Linked DNA regions of Homo sapiens: region 2 is linked to region 1. Evidence: chromatin loops called from intact Hi-C (ENCODE). Cell type or tissue: Caco-2. All regions are shown on one strand. Links, peaks and the distances in the headings refer to the core of each region. The heading gives the core; the rest is flanking DNA.

Region 1 (13,063 bases), core at 2,252-10,251:
TCATTAAAGCTGATCTGTATTGTATTCATCTAAATCCTTATTGATTAGAACAGGGTTTCTCAAAACTGGCACTATTTTGGGCCAGATAATTCTTTGTTGTAGAGGGCTATCCTGTACATTGGAGAATGTTTGGGAACATCATGGTCTCCAGCCCCTACATTCAGTAACACACTCCACATTACAATTCTGATAACTAAAAAGTCTCCAGTGATGGCCAAACAGCCTTGGGGGCAACAAAATTGCCCCTAGTCAAGAACCACTGGCCTGAGGGTCCCCTTGATGGTCAGATCTACCTCCATTTATTATTCTCCTAATGTTCCTCATGCTGTATACCTTGAAAGCTCTGCTCAGGTTCTCAACTTTCAGCCACCTCTTTAAGAATGGGATGACTACTTTAGTGTAAACTCACCCCAAATATTCATCTCATCCCTTTGGATTTTCTTCTCCTGGGCTTTGGCACACTCTTGTTTTCTAATACACCTTTTCTGTGTTCTATTTTAGATTTTTTTTTCAAGTTTAGTAGCCTGCTATTACTATAAGTAGAACACCCAATATATAGCACTTTTTTTGTTTGTTTTTTGAGATGGAGTTTCACTCTTGTTGCCCAGGCTGGAGGGCAATGGCACCATCTCAGCTCACTGCGACCTCCACCTCCTGAGTCCAAGTGATTATCCTGCTTCAGCCTTCCAAGCCGCTGGGATTGCAGGTACCTGCCATCACGCCCAGCTAATTCTTTTGTATTTTTAGTAGAGACGGGATCTCTCCACGTTGGCTATGTTGGTCTTGAACACCTGACCTCAGGCGATCCACCTGCCTTGGCCTCCCAAAGTGCTTGGATTAAGGCATGAGCCACTGTGCCAAGCCATATAGAGCACTTTTAATGGATTTTGTTTCCTAAATTTGTCTTTCATTAAATGTAATTGGCAGTGGAAAAAAAGTTCAATAGATTCTTAATAGATTCCAGTTATACTAAATGTCAAATTTATTTTAACTTTTCTATGTACATTAGTCAGTTAATTATAATGTTATTATCCAACTTAAAATTAAATAATTCAATTTCCCTGGGGAAAAAAATAGACTACATGCTAGGCTTTTCAAAGTCAATTTGGAAATCTAATCTTGATATAATTTATTTATTAATCATAATTTAGTACTAAAATAAAACGTGTATATTATTTAAAGATATTAGATTTTGTAATGGATAAAAATGATTTAAGTAAAAATTTTAAAGAAAATTAAGCTTTAGTTTTTTCCTAGAATAGTGCTAATTGAATTTGTTGTAGTTTTAATTATGTCATTATCAAGGACTTAATATGTTCAGTGTACCTGGGTCTTTTATTGACAACCTGTGTGACATTGATCTATTTGCTTAGTCTTTCTGGAACTTAGTTTTATTTCTATAAAATAAGTGCTAGCAAACATGTTTTGAACACAATTTATGCACAGCATTGGTTTAGGTATTTACATGTATTAATTTGAGTAATGCTTATAGTAACCATATGAGTTTGCCACTATTAATATGCCCACTCTTCAGATAAAGAAACTCATTTAATAAATAGAAATTTTATATTAATTTTATAAAATTTTATAAATATAAATGTACTGCTTACATTTGATATAACATGACAAAAGATTAGAGTTGGAGATTTGGCATGATGAATTCTGTTTAACTTATAAAGTTACTGTTAAACAGCTTTACTTGAATGTAACTTTGTAAAACAAATTGCAACATACATTGAAACTAACATTATAAAATACCTTGCTCAGTGATATTTTAGATGACCATTTTCCTGTAATGTTTGGATGTGCCCATATATCCAATTTAAAACTACTAACATATTTTATTGCTTTTAAGCAAAGATTTAGCCAATCAATATCAAGATAGTACTTACATTCTCTTAATCAGATTTGCTTTTCCAAAACTAGGTATTTTAAAAATAATATTCTGTGATTTGTCATCTGTAATTGGCCACCTGTAATCCTGTGCATGAGCTTCAACCAACTCCAAAACAAAAAACACTGCTTTAATTTTCTCTACCCTTGAAGGGTTAGTCAACTTCCAAGAATCAGATTGATAAATCATAAAACTGTATTTTTAAAACATTCATTTGCTCACTAACAATTTTTACAACACAAATCATTAAAAACTTGTGTATGTGTATTGAATGGCTAACCTATGTTTATGGTATAAAAGTAAAAGGGTATCCAGTGAGAAGTAAGATTACATCCTATCTCCTTCTCCAGATACTGAGTTCCCTTCCTTAGATTCCACTACTGGAAATTAGGCAAGCATTTGAGAACAACTACAGTAACTAATTTTGAAGTAGCATTTTTCTTACAAGAATCATATTCTATCTTACATATAGTGTATTATAGCTTTTATAGTTTCTTAACATACTTATTCTTTAATAATCATTTGCTCAATGGCTAATAGTTTCAAGGTGATGTTTAAATCAATAGTTTTAAATTTAATGCATATTTAAATTCAACAAGAAGATTTTTAAAGAATACTTTATTACCCAGCCAAACCAACTAAGTTGAAATCTTGGAGATGAAACGTTGAGGCATTAAGCTGAAAAAAAAATCAGATTTAAAAAAGGATTTTTAAACTGTCCAGTGGATTCTAATGCACACCAGATTAAACATGGCACCTCACACCCAACACTGGAATGTATAAAAATATATTTGGCACCAGATTTTTTCCCAAGTTGCTAATAATTAAGTGGGTAAAATATCCATGGTGTATTATAATGTTTAAAAGCTGGCTATCTGAACAGAAAGCCTTCATTTGTAGCATTTGCTGATTTTCATGGTGTAAATGCGTTCATCATGCCCAATTTAAAGCTTACAACATGACTCACTGTAAATGCAGAGTTGGGAAGAAATGCAAAACAGCACACCATTACATAATAGGTTATAGAAATAACCTCAAAATCACAAGTAATAATAAAATGGAGTAAAATAATTAGGAAATAATGAGTTTTAATTATTTATTGTATATATTTTAATATGATGTATTTAGTTGTCAGTTTAAATATATTTATATAATCTTTAATAATGGCAGTCTTTACCAGTCAGCTCACAAAATCCTCCAAAGTTTAAAAATCAGTTTTTGCAAGGCTGTACAAGTGAGCTCTGACAAACCACCACCTCTAATACATACTAATATGTGAACTATAATAGATATTGGAAAAGAAAATAGGCACCATGGAAGCATATTACCTTCTTTCCTCCTGAAAACCACTTCATAGAGGTGATAAAGTGCCTATTACCCTCTTTTTTATTGGTGAGGCTATAAAAACTCCCAGAGATCTCAATTTGCCCCTTCCTGAGTAAGCCACAGATCTGAACCAGATCACTGCCACATGACTCCCATTCACTGTCATTACCAACAAGTCTTTTAAGGATCATCCTAGAAACAAAAAAAATATAAATATGGGAACTATTTTTTAAAAAGGATTTTAATTATTGACATATCTATATTTAAAAGTTGTCCATGCTAATCGTCACTAATCATTGAGCTGATTTCCCTTTAATGATGAAGCTTAGAATAATATTTCACACAGAAGCTCCCTGCATTATTAACTAATAAACATTCACCAAGCACTTACCTTATATTCTGCTTGAGACATAAGGGCAGCAAAAGGAATACAAGCTTTGATGTCTACACTCAAGAAGCTTTCAGTCTTATTGATCCCCAAAATAGCAAAAACATAAAGCAAGCCAATTTATTTTAAATAAAATTACTAACTTGGAGTGTGACGAAAAATTCTAGCAAGTCAGAGAATGCTCAAGACGTTGTGTTTGATGAAGGAGAGAAGACTAGAGTTGGACCTTCAAAAATGGATAAGTGTCTGTCCTAAAGGGAGAAAAAAATTATCTCAGACAGCATGAGACTTCTTAATTTCCTCACTTCTCACACCTGCTTGTTTTGGAATGGCATTAGGGCTCAGCCCTGGCACCCCTGTCTGATCACTCAATGGTTATGACTATGCAGATCTTACTGAACACTGACAAAGGGGTGGTCTGAATCAACTTGATTTGCCTACAGAGTTGTGTGGCTACAAGCAAAAATGTTCCCCACTTACTTTCACCTTTGATAATATTGGGAAATATTTATTTGTGCCTTTATTGAAAATACATTTTCCAATAAAGGCCTCCTAATTGTGAATAGCGAGTCAGGTCTCTACACTCCCTTACCTATGTTTTTAACACTCTCTTTGATTTCAGATAGGTATATAGTAGAGAGATGGGGACAGGAAAGGGCTTGGGATCAAACAGAACAGCACAGTTCTTAGGTACATTGGAATTCTATAGTGCTAGCTATAATGTAGCCAGGGTCAAAACTAAAGGAACCAAATGCCCAAAGCACATTTTAAAGGAGGGAAATAATGAAATTTTAAAAAGTTATCAAGCTGGGGCCAAGATGGTTGATTAGAAGCAGCTGCAGTCTGTGGCACTCATAGAAGGAAAAAAAAATGAGGCACATAAATACAGGACCTTCAACTGAAATATCCAGGTACTTGCACTGGGACTGATCAGAGAAACAACTCGACCCATGGAGATCAAAGAAAAGCAGGGTGGGGCGATGGCCCACTGGGGAGCAACAATGAGCCAAGGGAAACTCCACCCCCAGCCAAGGGAAGCAGAGAGTGATTGGGTTACCCCAGGAAACCACACTTCTCCCACAAATCTTTGCAACCCACGGATCTGGAGGTCCCCTTGTGGGTCCACGCCACCAAAGCCTTGGGTTCAAAACACAGTGCTGTGTGGAGTTTCAGCAGAGCAGCTGCTCATACACACACAGAGACCAAGGAGCTTTACAGACTGCAACCCTGGGATCCCTGGCAAGGGTGTAGGTAGTTCAGGCAAGGCAGAGGGTATGTGCATACACCTAGGAAGGGAGCTGAATCCAGGGGGCTGAGTGGTGACAGTCTGTGAGCCCCACTTCCATAGCACATCACAAGATGAGACCCACTGTCTTGGAATTCCAGCCAGCCACCAGCAACAGGGTGGAGACTGTCTGAGATGGAACAGAGTCCCCAGGGGAGTGGACTGCCATCTCTGCTGTTTGGTCAATTCAGCCATTCCAGCCTGTGGGCTTTGGAGACTCCAAACAGTCCAGATGAGGAAGGGTCCCCCCAGCACAGCACAGCTGCTTTGCCAGAATGTGGCCAGACTGTTTCTCTAAGCGGGACCCCAATTCATTCCTCCTTACTATGTGGGACCTCCCAGACAGGGCCTCCAGCTACCCCCACCTGCCCATATTCTATGGACAGAGCTCTGATCTCTCCCTGGGGAGGGGTGGGACACGACCTTGGTTGTTTGGATGACTCAACCATTCCAGCCTGCAGCCTTTGGAGAGTTTAAGCCGACAGGAGCAGAGGCAGTTCCCCAGCACAACACAGTTGTTTGGTCAAGGTGTGGCCAGACTGCTTCTGTAACTGGGACTCTGATCCACTCCTCCTTGCAGGGCAGGTCCTCCCAGCCAGGGATTCCAGCCACCCTTTTCCATGTTCTATGGCCAACAGAGTTCTAATTTCTCCCTGGGATGGAGTGCCTGGGTGACAGGGCAGGCCACCACATTGGCTGTTCCAGCATCTCAGCAGGTCCAGCCTGTGGGCCTTGGAGAGCCCAAAACAATCAGGGGTTAACGATCAGGATCCCCAACACAGCACAGCTGCTCTACCAAAAGACAGCCAGACTGCTTCTTTAAGTGGGTACCTGATCCCATTTCTCCTGACTGGGTGAGACCTCCCAACAGGTATATCCAGCCACCTCCTACAGGTGTGTTCAGGCTGGCAACATGTCAGTACTCCACTGAAATGGAGTACTCCACTGAAATGGAGCTTTCAGAGGAAGGGGCAGGTTGCCATCTTTGCTGTTTTGCAGACTTCATTGGTGATACCTCTAGGTATGGGAAAAAACCAAGGTGATAAGGATGTGGAGCAGACCCCCAGCAAACTGCAGCAGCCCTATGGAAGAGTGGCCAGGCTGAAAAAAAAAGAAAGAAAGAAAACAACAACAAAACCACAAAACCCAACCCTATCCAAAGGTCAGGAAAGTCAAAGATCAAAGGTAGATAAGCCCATAAAGATGAGACAGAGTCAATGCAAAATCACTGAAAACTCAAAAAGCTGGAGTGCCCCTTTTCCTCCAAATAGCCATAACACCCCAGCAAGGGCTCAGAACTGGGCTGAGGCTGAGATGGCTGAAATGACAAATGCAGGCTTCAGAATGTGGATAAAAACAAGCTTTGCTGGGTTAAAGAAGCATGTTGTAACCCAATGCAAAGAAGCTGAGAATCATGATAACACAATGAAGGAGCTGACAGCCAAAGTAGCCAGTTTAGAGAGAAACATAACTGACCTGATAGAGCTGAAAAACACACTCTAAGAACTTTACAATGTAATCACAAGTATTAAGAGCAGAATATACCAAATGGAGGAAGGAATCTCAGAGCTTGAAGACTATCTTTCTGAAAAAGACAGCCAGATAAGAACAGAGCAAAAAAATAAAAAGGAATGAACAAACCTCTGAGAAATATGGGATTATAGGAAGGGACCAAGATGGCCAAATTGGAACAGCTCTGGTCTGCAGCTGCCAGTGAGACCAATGCAGAAGGTGGGTGATTTCTGCATTTCCAACTGAGGTACCCAGTTCATCTCATTGGGACAGGTTAGGAAGTGGGTACAACTCATGGAGAACTAGCAGAAGCAGGGTGGGGCATCAGTTCACCCGGGAAGTGCAAGGAGCTGGGGGATCTCTCTCCCTCAGCCAAGGGAAGCCTTGAGGTACTGTGCTACCAAGCCCGAGTACTATGCTTTTCCCACTGTTTTTGCAATCCACAGAACAAGAGATTTCCTCACGAGCCTACACCATCAGGGCCTTGGTTTTTAAGCACAAAACTGGGTGGTTGTTTGGGCAGGCACCAAGCAGTTTTTTTCATACCCCAGTGGTGCCTGGAACCCCAGACAAACAGAACTGTTCACTCCCCTGGAAAACAGGCTGAAGCCAGGGAGCCAAGTGGTCTTGCTCAGTGGGTCCCAGTCCCACAGAGCCCAGCAAGCTAAGAACCATGGGCTTGAAATTCTCACTGCCAGCACAGCAGTCTGAAGTTGACCTGGGATGATTGAGCTTGGTGGGAGGAGGGGTATCCACAATTACTGAGGCTTTAGTAGGCAGTTTTCCCCGGACAGTGCAAGGAGGTTGGGAGGTTTGGACCAGGCAGAATTCACCACAGTGTGGCAATGCGGCTGTGGCCAGACTGCTTCTCTGCATTCCTTCTCACTTGGGCAGGGCATCTCTGAAGGAAAGGCAGCAGCCCCAGTCACGGGCTTACAGATAAAAGGCTCATCTCCCTGGACAGAGCACCTGAGGGAAGGGGTGGCTGTGGGTGCAGCTTCAGTGGACTTAATCTTTCTGGCCTGCTGGCTCTGAAGAGAGCAGCTGATTCTGATAAGGGGGATTCCCCCAGCACAGCACACCAGCTCTACTAAGGGACAGACTGCCTCCTCAAGTTGGTCCCTGACCCCTGTGCCTCCTGTGCCTCCTGACTGGGAGAGACCTCCCAACAGGGATCAACAGATACCTCATACAGGAGAGTTCTGGCTGGCATCAAGCTGGTGCCCCTCTGAGACAAAGCTTCCAGAGGAAGGAGCAGATAGCAATCTTTGCTGTTCTGCAGCCTCCTCTGGTGATACCCAGGTGAACAGGGTTTGGAGTGGACCTCCAGCAAACTGCAGCAGACCTGCAGAAGAGGGGCCTGACTAACTAACAAACAGAAAGCAACAACATCAACATCAACAAAAAAGACCCCCCCCCCCACCCCGCGCAGAAACCCCTTCCAAAGATCAACATTCAAATTCAGGAAATGCAGAGAACCCCAGTAAGATACTCCATGAGAAGTTCATCCCAAAGACATATGGTCTTCAGATTCTCCAAGGCCAAAATGAAAGTGAAAAGGTTAAGGGCAGCAAGCGAGAAAGGCTAGGTCACCTACAAAGAGAAGCCCATCTGACTAACCACAGACTTCTCAGTGAAAACCCTACAAACCAGGAGAGATTGGGTGCCAATACTCAACATTCTTAAAAAAATAAAAAGAATTTCCAATCCAGAATTTCGTATCTGGCCAAACTAGGCTTCATAAGTGGAGAAATAAGATCATTTTCAGACAAGCAAATGCTAAGGGAATTCATTACCACCAGACCTGCCTTCCAAGAGCTCCTGAAGGAAGCACTGAATATGGAAAGGAGAAATGGTTACCAGCCAATACAAAAACACACTGAAGTACACAGACCAGTGACACTATGAAGCAACCACATAAACAAGTCTATAAAATAACCAGCTAGCATCATGATGACAGGATCAAATCCACACATAGCAATACTAACCTTAAATGTAAATGTGCTAAATCCCTTTAATAAAAGATACAGAATAGCAAGCTGGATAAATAACCAAGACTCATAGGTATGCTGTCTTCAGGAGACCCATCTCACATGCAAAGACACATAATAGATTCAAAATAAGGGGATGGAGGGAAATTTACCAAGCAAAAGGAAAACAGAAAAAAGCAGGGGTTGCAATCTTAGCTTCTGACAAAATAGAATTTAAACCAACAAAGATAAAAAAAGACAAAGAAGGGCATGACATAATGGTAAAGGGGTAAATTCAACAAGAAGAGCTAACTAACCTAAATATATATGTGCCCAATACTGGAGCACCAAGGTTCATAAAGCAAGTTCTTAGACAAGAGACTTAGATTCTCAAACAATAATACTGGGAGGCTTTAACACCCCATTGACAGTATTATACAGATCATTGAGACAGAAAATTAACAAGATAGTCAAGACCTGGACTCAGCTCTGGATCAAATGGACCTGACAGATATCTCCACCAAAAGACAGACGTCTCCACCCGAAAACAACAGAAATATACATTCTTTTCATCCCCACACCTATTCTAAAATTGTTCACATAATTGGAAGTAAAACACTCCTCAGCAAATGCAAAGTAACTGAAATCATAACAAACAGTCTCTCAGACCACAGCACAATTAAATTAAAACTCAAGATTAATAAATTCACCAAAAACCATGCAACTACATGGAAATTGAACAACCTGCTCCTGAATGACTTTTGGGTAAATAATGACATTAGGGCAGAAATCAAAAAGTTCTTTGAAACTAATGAGAACAAAAGTACAGTGTACTAGAATATGTGGGACACAGCTGAAGTAGCGTTAAGAGGGAAACTAAATGCCCACATCAAAAAGCTAGAAAGCTAGAAAGCTCTCAAGTTAACAACTAACATCACAACTAAAAGAAGTAGAGAACCAAGAGCAAACAAACTTTAAAGCTAGCAGAAGACAATAAGTAACCAAGCTCAGAGAAGAACTGAAGGAGACAGAGACACAAAAAACCCTTCAAAAAAATCAACAAATCCAAGAGTTGTTTTTTGTAAAAAATTAATAAAATAGATAGACTGCTAGCTAAACTAATGAAGAAAAGAGAGAAGATTCAAATAAACACAATCAGAAATGATAAGGGGCCTATCACTGCTTACCCCACAGAAATAAACAACCATCAGAGAATACTATAAACACATCTATGCACATAAACTAGAAAACCTGGAAGAAATGGATAAATTCCTGGGCACATGCACTCTCCCAAGTCTGAACCAGGAAGACATTGAATCCCTGAATAGACCAATAATGATTTCTGAAATTGAGGCAGTAATAAATATCCTACCAACCAAAAAAATTCCAGGACCAGATGGATTCATAGCTGAATTCTACCACAGGTACAAAGAAGAGCTGATAGCATTTCTACTGAAACTATTTCAAAAAATTGAAAAGAAAAACTCATTCTATGAGACCAGGATCATCCTGATACCAAAACCAGGCAGAGATACAACACAAAAGGAAAACTTCAGGTCAATATCTTTGATGAACATCGATGCAAAATTCCTCAACAAAATACTGGCAAACTGAATCCAGCAGCACATCAAAAAGCATATCCACTATAACCGAAGTGGTCTTCATCCCCAGGATGCAAGATTGGTTCAGCATATGCAAATCAATAAATGTGATTCATCACATAAACAGAACTAAAGACAAAAACCACATGATTATCTCCATAGATGTATTAGAAAAGTCCTTTGATAAAATTCAACAGCCCTTCATGTTAAAATTCTCAATAAACTAGATATTGAAGGAACATACCCCAAAATAATAAGAGCCATATATGTTGGACCTGCAGCCAATATCATACTGAACGGGCTAAAACTGGGAGCATTCCCCTTGAAAACCAGCATAAGACAAGGATGCCCTCTCTCACCACTCCTATTCAACATAATGTTGAAAGTTCTGGCCAGGGCAATCAGGCAGAGAAAGAAATAAAGAATATTCAAATAGGAAGAGAGGAAGTCAAGCTATCTTTGTTTGCAGATGACATAATCTTATATCTAGAAAACCTCATCATCTCAGCCCAAAAGCTTCTTTTTTTTTTTTTTTTTTTTTTTTTTTGAGATGGAGTCTTGCTCTTTTGTCCAGGCCAGACTGCAGTGGTGCTATCTCAGCTCACTGCAAGCTCCGCCTCCCAGGTTCACACCATTCTCCTGCCTCATCCTCTGGAGTAGCTGGGACTACAGGTGCCTGCCACCGTGCCTGGCTAATTTTTTGTATTTTTAGTAGAGACAGGGCTTCACCATGTTAGCCAGGATGGTCTCGATCTCCTGACCTCATGATCCACCCGCCCCGGCCTCCCAAAGTGCTGGGATTACAGGCATGAGCCACCGCACCCGGCCCCAAAAGCTTCTTAGTCCGATAAGCAACTTCAGCAAAGTCTCAGGATACAAAATCAATGTACAACAATTGCTAGCATTCCTATACACCAACAACAGGCAAGCAGAGAGCCAAATAACAAATAAACTCCTATTCACAATTGCCACAAAAAGAATAAAATACCTAGGAATATAGCTAACAAGGGAAGTGAATAACCTCTTCAGGGAGAACTACAAATCCCTGCTCCATTAAATCAGAGATGACACAAAAAAGTGTAAAAACATTCCATGCTTACAGATAGGAAGAATCAATATAATGAAAATGCCCACATTGCCCAAAGCAATTTATAGATTCAATGCTATTCCCATTAAACTAGCACTGACATTCTTCACATCATTAGAAAAAACTGTTTTAAAATTTATATGAAACCAAAAAAGAATAGCCAAGGAAATCCTAAGCAAAAAGAAAAAAGCTGGAGGCATCACACTACCCAACTTTAAACTATACTACAGTACTACAATTGCCAAAATGGCATGGTACTGTACCAAAACAGGCACACAGAGCAATGGAACAGAAAAGAGAACCCAGAAATAAGACCACACACATCTACAACCATCTGATCTTCCACAAACCTTACAAAAACAAGCAATGGGGAAATGATTCCCTATTTAATAAATGGTGCTGGGAGAACTGGCTAGTGATATGCAGAAAATTGAAACTGGACCTCTTCCATACACTATATACAAAAATGAATTTGAGATAGAGTAAAGACTTAAATGTAAAACCCAAAACTATAAAAACCCTAGAAGAAAACCTCGGCAATACCATTCAGGACATAGGCATGGGCAAAGATTTCATGACAAAGATGTCAAAAGCAATTGCAACAAAAGCCAAAATTGACAAATGGGATCTAATTAAACTAAAGAGCTTCTGCACAGAAAAAGAAACTATCAACAGAGTAACTAGACAACCTACAGAGTGAAAGAAGATTTTTGCAATCTATTTATCTGACGAAGGCTAATATTCAGCATCTATCAGAACCTAAACAAATTTACAAGACAAAAACAACCCCATTAAAAAGTGGGCAAAAGACATGAACAGACACTTTTCAAAAGAAGACATACATGCAGCCAAGAAACATGTGAAAAGAAGCTCAACATCACTGATCATTAGAGAAATGCAAATCTAATACACAATGAGATACCAACTCAAACTACTCAGAATAGCTACTATTAAAAAGTCAAAAAAACAACAGCTGCTGGCAAGTTTATGGAGAAAAATGAATGCTTTTACACTGCTGGTGGAAATGTAAATTAGTTCAACAATTGTGGAAGACAGTGTGGCAGGAGATATAAGAAACAACACTGTTCTGTTCCATTGATCTATATCTCTGTTTTGGTACCAGTACCATGCTGTTTTGGTTACTGTAGCCTTGTAGTATAGTTTGAAGTCAGGTAGTGTGATGCCTCCAGCTTTGTTCTTTTGGCTTAGGATTGACTTGGCAATGCAGGCTCTTTTTTGGTTCCATATGAACTTTAAAGTAGTTTTTTCCAATTCTGTGAAGAAAGTCATTGGTAGCTTGATGGGGATGGCATTGAATCTATAAATTACCAAAATGCTCACCATCACTGGCCATCAGAGAAATGCAAATCAAAACCACAATGAGATATCATCTCATACCAGTTAGAATGGCAATCATTAAAAAGTCAGGAAACAACAGTGCTGGAGAGGATGTGGAGAAAAAGAAACACTTTTACACTGTTGGTGGGACTGTAAACCAGTTCAACCATTGTGGAAGTCAGTGTGGCAATTCCTCAGGGATCTAGAACTAGAAATACCATTTGATACAGCCATCCCATTACTGGTTATATACCCAAAGGACTATAAATCATGCTGCTATAAAAACACATGAACACGTATGTTTATTGCAGCACTATTCACAATAGCAAAGACTTGGAACCAACCCAAATGTCCAACAATGATAGACTGGATTAAGAAAATGTGGCACATATACACCATGGAATACTATGCAGCCATAAAAAAGGATGAGTTCATGTCCTTTGTAGGGACATGGATGAAATTGGAAATCATCATTCTCAGTAAACTATCGCAAGAACAAAAAACCAAACACCGCATATTCTCACTCATAGGTGGGAATTGAACACTGAGAACACATGGACACAGGAAGGGGAACATCACACTCTGGGGACTGTTGTGGGGTGGGGGAGTGGGGAGGGATAGCATTGGGAGATATACCTAATGCTAGATGACGAGTTAGTGGG
Region 2 (13,063 bases), core at 1,644-9,643, 220 kb before region 1:
AGTCCATGATTTGGTTTCTGGAGAGAAAAAAAGAGAGAAACATCATGAGAGCAAAAACAAGAGGAACAGAGAGAAAGAGATAGAGGAATAGTGAGCAAAATGTGGGGGGAAGAGAGAGAGAGAGCAAACCATTAGCTAAACTAATAAAAAATAAACAAAGGTATGGTGTATAAAGAGAGAAAAAAACATGAATGTACAAAATTATCTATTAGAATAGAGAAAATAGGCACAGATACAAAGAAATTTTACTTTGCTCCATTCTGTAGAAAAAAAATTTGAAAGCTAGGTTCAAAGGAACAAATTGCCAAAATATATCCTGGTAAAAATATGAAGTTAAAATGAAAAAGTTGTCAGGAGAACATCAAAAACAAAAGTACTTGGTTCAGACATTTTTTACAGTTGAATCTATAAAATCTGTAAGAAATAAGAAATCTAATCTTATCTGAAAATGTTTCAGCCTGGGCGCGGTGGCTCACGCCCATAATCCCAGCACTTTGGGAGGCCAAGGCGGTTGGATCACCTGAGGTCAGGAGTTTGAGACCAGCCTGGCTGACATGGTGAAACCCTGTCTCTACTAAAAATAAAAAAAAAAATAGCCAGACATGGTGGTGCACACCTGTTGTCCCAGCTACTTGGGAGGCTGAGACAGGAGAATCACTTGAACCCAGAAGGTGGAGGTTGCAGTGAGCTAAAATCATGCCATTGGCTCCAGCCTGGGTGACAGAGCCAGACTCCATCTCAAATAAAATGAAAAAAAAAAAAAAGGAAAATGTTTTTGAAAATAGAGAAAAAAGGTAAAGTTTATGTACTTGTTTTATGAAGCTCCTGTTACCAAAACCTGACAAAATAGCATGGTGCAATAAAATTAAATAAAAACATTATTTTATTATAGCAAAAACCAAAAGCAGCATATTGTCAAATAAACCACAGTCACATGCTATAAGATAATGTACCACAAACATATGGAGTTTATACCAGGAATGCAGGGATAGTTCAATATACGGTGCTCTAGTAACACAATGTGCATAATTAGAGATCCCAGGACAGCACTCATTTGACTATCTCCATAAATGCCAAAAGGCATTTGATAAATGTCTTTTATAACAGAAATTGATTTATAATCTCCCAATAATAACATTGAATCGACATAAGCTCAATGGTAAAATACTAAAAAAATTTTCATTAAAATGAGATATAAGCTAGATGTCTACCATCTTTATTAGTTTTAATTTTCTGTAAGCATTAGAAATACCCTTAGCCAAAACAGAATAATAAGAAGCATAATGATTAGAAGGAATGACGCTAACTTATTATTATTATTTTATTTATTTATTTTTTTTTGAGACGGAGTCTCACTCTGTAGCCCAGGCTGGAGTGCAGTGGCGCGATCTCGGCTCACTGCAAGCTCCGTCTCCTGGGTTCACGCCATTCTCCTGCCTCAGCCTCCCAAGTAGCTGGGACTACAGATGCCCACCACCATGCCTGGCTAATTTTTTTGTATTTTTAGTAGATACAGGGTTTCACCGTGTTAGCCAGGATGGTCTCAATCTCCCGACCTCATGATCCACCCCTCTTGGCCTCCCAAAGTGCTGGGATTACAGGTGTGAGCCACCACGCCTGGCCAATTTTTATTATTTGCAGATAAGTTTTGACAAATGAGGAAAAACAACTATAACACCATTATAATTAAACATTCAGTAGCTTGACTGTAGAAGATTAATATACAATTGTTTTTCTAAATGTAAATCATAATTGGTAGGAAAATATAATGGAATAAAAATTCCATCTATTAAAAAAAGGTAAAATACCTAGAAACAAATGCCCCAGATCTATTTGGAAGAAAACAAAAACAAAAACAACAACTTCACTGTTGCATCTAAAAGACTTAAGTAAATATGAAGAAGTGACTTATTCTCAGATAACAGTGATCAGCTTTCTATCAATAGAATAGTGTTTCTCGACTGTATTTTCATTGTAGTCTTTCTAAGGAGATTTTTAAAAATATTTTTTTCTTAATCACTTCCTCCCATTAGATTTTAATACTACAGGTATACTAAATATATATTTTTTTATTTATTACATATATATCTGTTCTTTAAACATAAAAAGAGTAAGTGTTTTTCTCTCCAAACCAATCTTTGTCCTTTTAGGGGTAATATCACCTCTGTTCAGAATATACAAAATAGACCTTCTCCCTTAATTAATTCATAACTTTAATTCAGTCACAATCAAAATACCAACAATAATTTTTGACAAGAATTCCAATTTATAAGACTGCAGAAAAGTTTCAAAGAATAAGAATAATAATAAATACTAGGCCTTCTAATTATTAGACATATTATAGGATACCAGTAATAAACATTCTATAATAGATTTTCCAGAGTAGACATTTCATAAATAGAGCCAATACATGGTGAAATTTAATTGTGATCAAAAAATGAATTATCAAAAAAATGGAATTGGAACAAATAACTAGCCAGAGGAGTAAGACTGAGAAGTTGGGTCTCTAATCACACTTTTTATACAAAAATAAATAAAATGGTTTAAAGGTTTTAATGCAAAATGAGATACTATATAAGTAATAGGAGAAAATATAGGATAATTATTTATAGCTTCTTGGAGGAAAAGCCTGTGGAGTAAGAAACAAAACCCAGAAAACATAATAAAATTAAACTCTTTGCATAAAAATTAAAATATTTGCATGGTTAAAACACCATAAACTTAAAAGACAAAACATACCAGAATAAAATATATTTGCATTGTATATGGAAAAAGGCTATATCCATAAGATACATTGAGCTCTAGTAAATCAGTGAAAAAAATAGCAATGATCCCAGAGAAATGGACAAGAAACGCAGAAGAAAAGGAATACAGTTTATAAATGTAAGAGAAAAATGTTTATCCTCAAAATAAAACTTGAGGGAGACTTTTTTTTCATGTATCAAAGTGGCAAGGGTCAAAATATTTTGTAAAATAGTGTGTCACCGGGATTGTGTAGAAACAGAAATTCTTACCCATTGTTATTGGATGTATAAATCAGCAAAGTTTATGTTTAGCATAATTTGTCAATTTCTATGAAAAGTAAAAATTTACATACCCCTTGACCAATATTTTCAGATCTAAGTATTTATACTACAGATATATTGATACATTGTCTTTGTAATTCAAGACTCTTTTTTCAAGAATGTTTATTGCAGCATTTTTGTAACAGCAAAGAAGCGCTAAATATCCAATAATAAGAGAAATAATAATAAGAGAGGGAAAGGTAGAGAGAGTTGAGGACAGAAGATATCCATATATAGAGAGATACTCTATACAGATCTCTCTATATAGATAGGTATCTCCTATCTCTCTCTCTATATATATATGTATATATATAAAATGTATATCTTTTCTCTTATTATTGGATATTTAGCGCTTTGCTCTTACAACAATGCTGCAGTAAACATTCTTGAAAAAAGAGTCTTGAACTACAAAGACAATGTATCAATATATCTGTAGTATAAATACTTAGATCTGAAAATATTGGTCAAGGGGTATGTAAATTTCTACTTTTCATAGAAATTGACAAATTATGCTAAACATAAACTTTGCTGATTTATACATCCAGTAACAATGGGTAAGAATTTCTGTTTCTACACATTCCCGGTGACACATTTTATATACATATATATATATGTGTGTGTGTGTGTATATATACATTTATTTATAAATATATATTTATATAAATACATTTATAATTATATATGAATGTATTTATATAAAACTTTATATATAAATTATATAATAACTTTATGTATGTATATAACTTTATATATATAGAGAGAGTGAGAGAGTATCTTTCTATATAGGTAGATATCTCCTACCGAATCTGTTTCTCTGGAGAACATTGATATAGTATGTTATTATACCTTTTAACAAAACTTGATGAACATGTTACAATTATGTAGTCAACATCTGTCTCTGGAAGGACATTCCAGAGTGTGATAATAGTGCTTGTGTAAATATGTTACTCAAAGTTTGGTTTCCTGCAGGGCAGCATCAACTGGAAGTGTGTAAGCAATGCAGACACCCAGTTCCCACCCACTCCAGACCTGTGGAATTGGAATCTGCATTTTAATAAACTTCAGCCTTTGAGAAGCAGGAGCATGGGGGATGGGGCCTGGGAGATAAGGGTTCAGATGAAAGGCGGCAACTTCTTCAGCCTAGACCCTCACGCATTGGCTGAACTTTCCTCTCTTCCCTTTCTTCAGTCCCCTCCCTCCCTAACTTGCCAGGTTCAAGGGGCACAGCTACTCTCTAGCCCCTCTCCTTTCTTACTTTCAAACCATTTCTCACATGCTGCCTATTGTGACCTTTTCTCTTAACAATTTTCTTTCCCTCTTTTGGAAGTAAATCACAGTAGTCCAATTAACTTCTTCTCATTTCTGGGATTTCCCCACCCCCAACCTTTGATGACCCCATCTCCATAACACTTAGGACCATGGGGACAGAGAGCTTGGGGTGCATAGAGCAGACACTGCCTAGTTGGCATTGCTCACTTTCCTCAGCAGTTGTCGGGTAGGGGCTGAGCTGTCCAGGAAGAGGGGTGGGATAATTTGGAAATTTTTGTTTTCATTTTTGCTTTTGTGTGCTCATATTGTGTTTTAGGTAGAAATTTTTTTTTTTTTTTTTTTTTTTTTGAGATGGAGTCTTGCTCTGTCACCCAGGCTGGAGTGCAATGGTGCAATCTCTGCTCACTGCAAGCTCTGCCTCCCAGGCTCACGCCATTCTCCTGCCTCAGCCTCCCGAGTAGCTGGGACTACAGGCGCCTGCCACCACGCCCGGCTAATTTTTTTTGTATTTTTAGCAGAGACGGGGTTTCACCGTGTTAGCCAGGATGGTCTTGATCTCCTGACCTTGTAACCCGCCCTCCTCGGCCTCCCAAAGTGCTGAGATTACAGGCGTGAGCCACCGCATCCGGCCTAGAAATTCCTTTTTTATTTTTAACGAGACAAGATTTTACTTAATGAAGGGATTTATCTCGATGCTCATAGCAGATCTTGAAAATTTTTAACTTTGGAAGCTTTTAAAAATAGCATAAATGGTTGCAGAAGTCAGTGGAAGATAAATTGATCTTATTAGAAGATACGTTACTCAATAGAGGCTCACCTGGTTTAGAGAAAAACTATAACCTAAACAGAAAGAGGAAAGAAATGCAGAAAAATGGCCTTGGAAAAAATCTAACACTGATAACACCTGAAAACTTTGCTTGTTCACAGTATTGTTAAGCTAAGGCTCTTGTAATGTTTCCAAAGAATAAATGAGCCTAAAGTCTGCTGTAACTCAATATGACCTTAAAGACTGTCTTCTAACAACTCTTATGGCTATTCAAACTACTCAGCATTCAAATGGATGCTTTAGGCTGCTGTGTGACTTAGAAAAATGAGCTCCATTTTGTAGGCAGCCCTTGCTGCTTCTGTGCTCTCACTTTGATGCTCAGGCACATTCTGCTGTGTATCACCTCCTTTATCCAAATAACCATGCTCAACATCAAAGGCCTTCCTATCTCTACTTGCCGAAACATTTTCTAAGTGCTTTAGGCCTGTGGGCCAAATTCCACCTGCCTAGCAGAGTCTAATGCCACAGACATAACTCTGCAAAGCACTTCTTATTGCAGGCAGAGCAGGGCAGATGGGACTCTGCTAATGCCAATTTTAAATATTATTTGTCTGATCCTTTTCACTCCCACAACCACAGAAAGTCAGGGCCAAGTCTCGACTTAGGTATAAAGCTGCCCCAGATAAATTTATGTTCATATTACTAGAAAAGAAGATTATTATGATGTTATAGCCTATATTACTGCAGGGATCCCACTAGCCAGGTAACTAATAATAACTTCTAGTTGGACTAGAAATCATTGGTGTTTCAGAGTACTAATTCATGAATTATTCTAAAGCATGGAGGAACCCTGTATTTTGATATACTCCTATGGTATATGTGAAGTTCTCCAATTGTGCTTTACTAATTTTATATTCATAGAAGTAAATCTGTTTTTGAAATGTAATTTTAGGTAGAATCTCAACATTTAGAATAGAAAAGTGGGATTTCTATTAAAGGAGATAAGTAAGCCCAAACGTTAAGACAGCCTGTGACCCTATGATATACTTTGAGGTACAATTATACAATCTTGGAGCTCCATAGAACATAATTTGCTAATCACTGGTCAAGATGAAACCCAAATTTAATTTTGTGTTATCAGTTTCCCTGTGTTATTTTTAGCTCTCTTGCTAGATCCATATCCTCTTGAATCCATGAGTAATTAAAACTCATAACAGTTGGAGTTTTTCTTGATTTGAGGAGACCCATATTTATAAACACCAAGCTTTTAATTTTGACCACTTGGGTTAGATTGGGTTAAAATCTTTCTAAAGTAAAATATATGTTGCCTAATGCCCTTAAATGGTGTGCTAAATACATTTTAATCTTTTTGGCTTAAATTATATGTTACTGTAGTTTAACATTTTGGAAACTATAATATATGTTACAATACTAGATAATTAATACAATACAGTAGAAAAAGCATGAGCTGTGGTGTCCATGGCATGCAGCCCCCTTAACAGCTGTGTGATCTTAAGAAAATAACCTATCCTAGTCACTTTTAAAAAATTCATATCAGAATGATACCTAATTTGCAGAGATGACTATAAAAATTACTTAGAATAATGCCTTTCCCATAGTCAGTATCAAATAACTTGGGGATGGGAGGCAGAGAGGGGAATTGATAAAGACTGCTAGCTGTCCACCCAAATCCATACCCCTCATTAGGAACTGAGTTTCCCTAGGGAGGATTTACCTTCACCACCTTTTAGGGCCATTCTCGAGTGGGGCTGTAGGGCAGCTACCAGCTATTTCTAGCTAGCACCTAGACGAAAATTGACCCTTTTCTGTTGCAGACGCACACTGCTTTCCTCCTGTTAGTTGGGTGCCGTGAACCTCTATGAGGCCAGAGGTGTGAGGTGAGAGGGAGGCAGTAATACGACACAGAGAAGCAACATAAGAGAAGGATCACTGCTCTTCAACTTACTTGTGTCCTCCAGATCTGCCAGGGTCCAATTTGCACAGGTGCCACTTCTACCAAACAACAGATTGCTGGGGGACTGCCTAACCTTGTGACTTGGGAGATCTGATGGGACCATGTAGACTCAGGTTACATAGTTAATTGATACCCCATCGTCAGAAGTCCAGTCTCTATTAGGCAAGGAGTTCCTTTGCCAACAATGAGCAGTTTTCTGTCACGCAAGGACCAGCCTTGCTCTAAACTGCTCTTTGCTTCTGTCATGATTCTTTTATTGAGGCTGGCATCCAATCACCATGGAAACCTCTAATACTAATAGATGTGCTGAATCTTGTGAGCTGAGTGACAGGGCCAATTGTACTGCGGCTAGAAGCCAAGTGACCTGATTCTTGAATCCCCATGCTGAGAGTCTGTGCTGTACGGTCATTTCTAGGTATCAACTGTCTTAGTACAGCTTCTCTGGAAAAAGTCTGAAACAAGGGCTTGTAGGCTAGGTGTTCTCTTTTTAAAAAAAAAATAAACATTGTACATATTTATGATGTCAAACATGATGTTTAGAAATATGTATACATTGTGTAATGGCTAAATCAAGCTAAGTAGCATATCTATTACCACATATACTTATCATTTTTATTTTGTGGTGAGAACATTTAAAATCTACTCTCCTAGCAATTTTTCAGTATGCAAAACATTGTCATTAGTTATAGTCATCATGTTACACAATAGATCTCCTGAACTTATTCTTCATATCTGACTGAACTGTAGTATCTACTGACCAGTATGTTGCCAGTTGCCACCCAATCTTCAGCCTCTGGTAACCACCATTTACTCTCTGTTCTTAGGAGTTTGACTATTTAAGATCCCACATATAAGTGAGATTATACAGTATTTGTCTTTCTGTGCCTGGGTTATTTATACAACATCCTCTAGGTTCATCCACATTGTCACAAATGCAAGATTTCATTCTGTTTGAAGGCAAAATAATATTCCATTGTGGATAGGTATGACATTTACTTTATCCATTTATCTGTTGATGGACACTTATGTTGATTCTATATTTTGGCTATTGTGAATAGTGCTGCAATAAACATGGGAGTGCAGATATCTCCTTGACACACTGATTTCGTTTCCTTTGGATATGCACCCAGTCGTGGAATTGCTGGATCATATGGTGGTTCTATTTGTAATTTTTTAAGGAAGCTTCATACTGCTTTCCATATGGCTGCACTAATTTACATTCCCACCAACATTGTATAGAGTTCCTTTTTCTCCACATCTTTACCAACTCTTATCTCTTATCTCTTTGGTAACAGCCATGCTAAAAGGTGTGAGGTTATATCTAATGATTATAGTTTGTTTTTTTTCTGATGATTAGAGATAGTAAGCATTTTTCATATATATACCTGTTGGTCATTTGTATGTCTTCTGAGAAATGTCTTTTCAGGTTATTTCCCATTTTTTAATTGATTTATTTATTTTCTTGCTATTGAGTTGGGTTCCTTATATATTTTGAGTATTAGCCTATTAACAGATGTATGGCTTGCAATTTTTTTCCCATTCTGTAAGTTGTCTCTTCACTGTGTTGATTGTTTCTTTTGCTGTGCATACGATTTTTAGTTTGATGCAATCTCATTTATGTATTTTTGTTTGTGTTGCCTGTGCTTTGGGGGTTATATCTAAAAAAAAAATATTTGTCCAGGCCAAGTTCAAGAAGTTTTTCCCTTATGTTTTCTCTTATGTTTAAATCTTTAACCCGTTTTTAGTTGAATTTTGTATATGGGATAAGATGAGGGTCCAATTTCATTCTTTTGTATATGAAGGTCCAATTTTCCCAGCACCATTAATTAAAGAAACTATTATTTTTCCATTATATGTTCTTGGGACCTTTGTTGAAAATCGGTTGGGTATAGATGTGTGAATTTATTCCGGGACCTTTATTCTGTCCCATTGTTCTAGATGCCTGTATTTGTGACAGTACCATGCTATTTTGATTACTATAACTTTGTAGTAGATGTGAGTTTTGGGAAGCAATCCCAGAAAACAAAGGTTGAAGTCTGGAAAGAATGAAACTGGGAAGTAGGGAAAGGCAGCCCATGGGTCATTCTCAAGCTACTCCCCACAGTGGGCAAGTAGGTATGATTTTGGCAAGGGGCCCTCTCAGGATGAACTTCAATATTGTTTAATATTTGAACTTCTGCCGAAGGAACAGAACGGGGAATGCTGTATCCACTGACTCCTGCCCCATGGGTCAAGGGTGGCCTCCAGGTATGTTGTTAAATCCAGGTTTGCTCACACATAAGAATGGCCGAGCAGGCTCCTTTTGGCATCCAGTGTGGTAATAATACCAGAGAAGACTTGAAGTAGAAAGCGAGATCCATATAGTACAATCCAGGTAAGGAGCTTTCAGGTGACACCTGCCTGCAGCTAGTCACTACGCCTACTACCAGAGTAAAAAGACAGGGCATGGCCAGGCGTGGTGGCTCACGCCTGTAATCCCGGCACTTTGGGAGGCCGAGGCAGGCCGATAATGAGGTCAGGAGACTGAGACCATCCTGGCTAACATGGTGAAACCCCGTCTCTACTAAAAATACAAAAAAAAATTAGCCAGGCGTGGTGGCAGGCGCCTGGAGTCCCAGCTACTCTGGAGGCTGAGGCAGGAAAATGGCGTGAACCCAGGAGGTGGAGCTTGCAGTGAGCCGAGATCGCGCCACTGCACTCCAGCCTGGGCAACACAGTGAGACTCTGTCTCAAAAAAAAAAAAAAAAAAAAAAAAGGCAGGGCACAAGATGTGCCCCATGTAGGTATACTATTTTCTCTAAACAAAAGGGTCACAGCGGCTGCGGCTGTGCTTTAGTAATAAAAATAATTACTATTGCTTTTATAGTTTTTGTAACATTTTTGCTTTAGATATCATTTCTCACTGCTATTGACATGTTTTCCTATGGTACTGTTTCTAACTCCCACTAAGGGTCTTTCTCTTCCACCATGCATTTGAAAGCAAATTAGTTAGGATTACACATAAATTAAGAGTAAATCAGCTTTGAGTGAAATCCTGAAATGATCCTTAAAAGTACATGTTGTTATGACTTTTGATATGTCTATTTAGTCTACACAGTGCCCACTTATTTCCTCTTAATTTCTCACTTTCTTTTACATTCTGGTTGTGTGAAATAATCAGAGAGCCAAGTTATAAATTAACATGGACTGTTGTTATGTTTGTATAATATAACTTATTATTTCTTATTGTTATTTTCTAATGAGGTCAAAAAAGTAAAAGCATGTCTCATAGCATTTTGCTAAGCATTATAGCTTTGTTATTCAAGGGTATACATTCATACAAATATATGAAATTAGTAACAAATTCGTACAAATTTGTACCAATTGCCTTTGGTTTAGGTTCATTACGTTAAAAATTTAAAAGACTGTTAAACCACAAATAATAAGATGATGTATTTTGAACAGAACTTCCAATATATGTTCCCGGTTAAAAAAAAAAAAGATATTTCTCTTGAAAATAAAACACTTAAACATCTGCTTGCTCCAAAGTGTTTTACAAAAAAAAGTAATAAGGACAAAAATAATAATGGAGGAAAAAAAGTAAACAAATTCAACTTCAGATGGCTTTTATCTTTGATGCAGGCTCTAATAGTTCAAATTAAGCAGAGACTAAAATACAAATATTGATTTTGGTGCTGGCTACATTTCCAGGGTCTTTGAAATGTTTAGAAAACAGTCTGCACATTTCATTTCCTTTTTGTTTGGACAGCACATTGTTGCCAGTATTTCTTTGATTCGAACATCTGGAATCGCTAAAACATACAGCTGGGCAGAGCTGCCAGTGATATTTTGTTTTCTTGACTAAGAATCAGAACCTTGACCTCAACCAAGGGTAATTATCTGGGCAAGTTTAATGATGAAATCCTGAGGAGAGGTGACAAGATGAAGGCACAGGTACTGGTGACCATGGCATTTGGAACTGAGTTTGTTGCTGCACATCTCTGAGTTTTATGAGATGCTGTTGAAGACATCACACTGCCTTTGTCAAGCCTCCTGGGTCTCATGTCTGCTCACACATAGGGTAAGTCATGGCCCTCCCTCTCTGATGCTGGTCAGGGTCTTATCCACACATGCAGTAGGAGATAGAGGAGTGTAGCACATACTCTTGCCAGCAATTCACCCCAGTGCACGTACAAGACACACAAATTACCAACAGTAAAGTGCCATAAAGGAATCATCTTGTATCTGTGGAGAAAATAGCAAGAACAAAGATGGAACCTCTCCAAGTCCAACAGATTAGAAGTAGTCCAAGAAAGCAAAGAGGAGAATAAAATGCCAGTAATTTTGTTTTAATCTCAAAGTCAAAGCTTCCATTAAAAAAATTTTATGTAAATAAATACTTTAATGATAAATATAGGATAGTAAATTACTCAGATGATCTTACCTTTCATGTCATTTAAGAAACACAGAAGTGTAACTTGGTACAAATGCATTAGAAAACATTTTGGTAAACATATGCATGGCCCAGCAGTTCTACTCCTGGCAACACACCCCATGGAAACGAGTGCTTAGTTCCTCCCAGAGGCATATACAATAATGCAGGTACTGTAACAGCCCCAAACTGTAAATAACGCAAACATACATCATCAGTAGAATGGGTCAATGAATTGAGGTATAATTAAGAATGGAATATTCAAAGTAACATAAAGAACAGAACACTGTTACATACAACAAAATAGAGGAGTTTTGTTGACATGTTGTTAAGTGATAGAAGTCAGATACGAAAGAGTACAATCTATGATTCCATTTATATGAAATTTGAAAGTAGGCTAAACTAATTTCTTGTGATTAGAGGTCAGATCAGTGGTGATCTTGTGGCCAAGATACTGATTGGTAAGAAACATAGGGAGCTTGTGAGGTGCTTGAAATATTCTACATCTTGATCTTGGTATTGATTACACAGAAGTATACATGCATAAGTTAAAATTATTCTTGCTGTACATTTGCGTCCTTTATTGTAAGGCATGCTTCTATTTGAAAGAAAAGAATCACAGTGGGCAGGGTGCAGTAGCTCACACCTGGAATCCCAGCAGTTTGGTAGGCCAAGGTGTGCAGATCGTCTGAGCCCAGCATGGAGACCATCCTGGACAACATAGTGAGCCCCTGTCTCTACAAAAAATACAAAAATTAGCCAGGCCTGGTGGCATGCGCCATAGTTCCAGCTACTTGGGAGGCTGAGATGGGACAATTGCTTGAACGCAGGATGCAGAGGTTACAGTGAGTTAAGACTGTGCCACTACACAGTGGCCTAGGTGATAGGTAGAGATTCTGTCTCAAAATAAAATAAAATAAATCACAGTGGTGGACTCTAATAATACACAAAGTGTGAAATTGCTATTGCTACTGAAATTAATGACACATCAAGCCATTAATGTATTCTAAGAAAGTTCTAGTATAAGAAATTTGTTTTGTTTTGTTTTTTTAGACAGCATCTCACTCTGTTGCCCAGGCTGGAGTGCAGCAGAGCAATCTCAGCTCACTGCAACCTCCGCCTCATGCCTCAGCCTCCCGAGTAGCTGGGATTACAGGTGCACATTACTATGCCTGGCTAATTTTTGTATTTTTAGTAGAGACAGGGTTTCACCATGTTAACCAGGCTGGTCTCTAACTCCTGATCTCAGGTGATCTGCCTGCCTAGGCCTTCCAAAGTGCTGAGATTATAGGTGTGAGCCACCGTGCGTGGTCTACTATGAGAATAATCCTTAAATTATATAAATGTTTCCGGACCCAAGCATCCAAATGAACAAAGTCACTTAAAGCAGTCAGTTTAGAGGCCACAGTTCAAATTATGCTGACATTGCTCTCTAATTGTTGGATTTTCATTTTAGAAACTATCTTCCTACATTATGGGATATAATTTTGCATATGCATACAGGGGCAGATATTTGTCCTTTGAAGATGTCCTAAGTTTTTGCTAGATATACATAATTTGAAACTCTGGGATGTACA

Evidence for each region. Hi-C counts contacts between places; a loop is a spot of excess contacts. Peaks named below come from ENCODE experiments on the same cell type or tissue, not always from the same donor. Only the 100,000 strongest peaks of a DNase experiment are listed, where the experiment ranks them.
Region 2: it touches region 1 in a loop (2.0-fold over the local background); 1 of 110 quality-filtered maps calls a loop at or near these places.

The regions. Positions count from the first base shown.
Region 1 is chr2:150,304,461-150,317,523 of GRCh38, forward strand. All of the region lies in intron 2 of LINC01818 (long intergenic non-protein coding RNA 1818), which reads left to right. Among named protein-coding and RNA genes, the nearest start is that of LINC01817, 54 kb to the left of the region's middle. In Caco-2, for the core only: no CTCF peak of the experiment used is centred there; a DNase peak (open chromatin) is centred at 5,391.
Region 2 is chr2:150,084,683-150,097,745 of GRCh38, forward strand. No RefSeq gene overlaps it. Among named protein-coding and RNA genes, the nearest start is that of LINC01818, 78 kb to the right of the region's middle. In Caco-2, for the core only: no CTCF peak of the experiment used is centred there; DNase peaks (open chromatin) are centred at 4,119 and 5,549.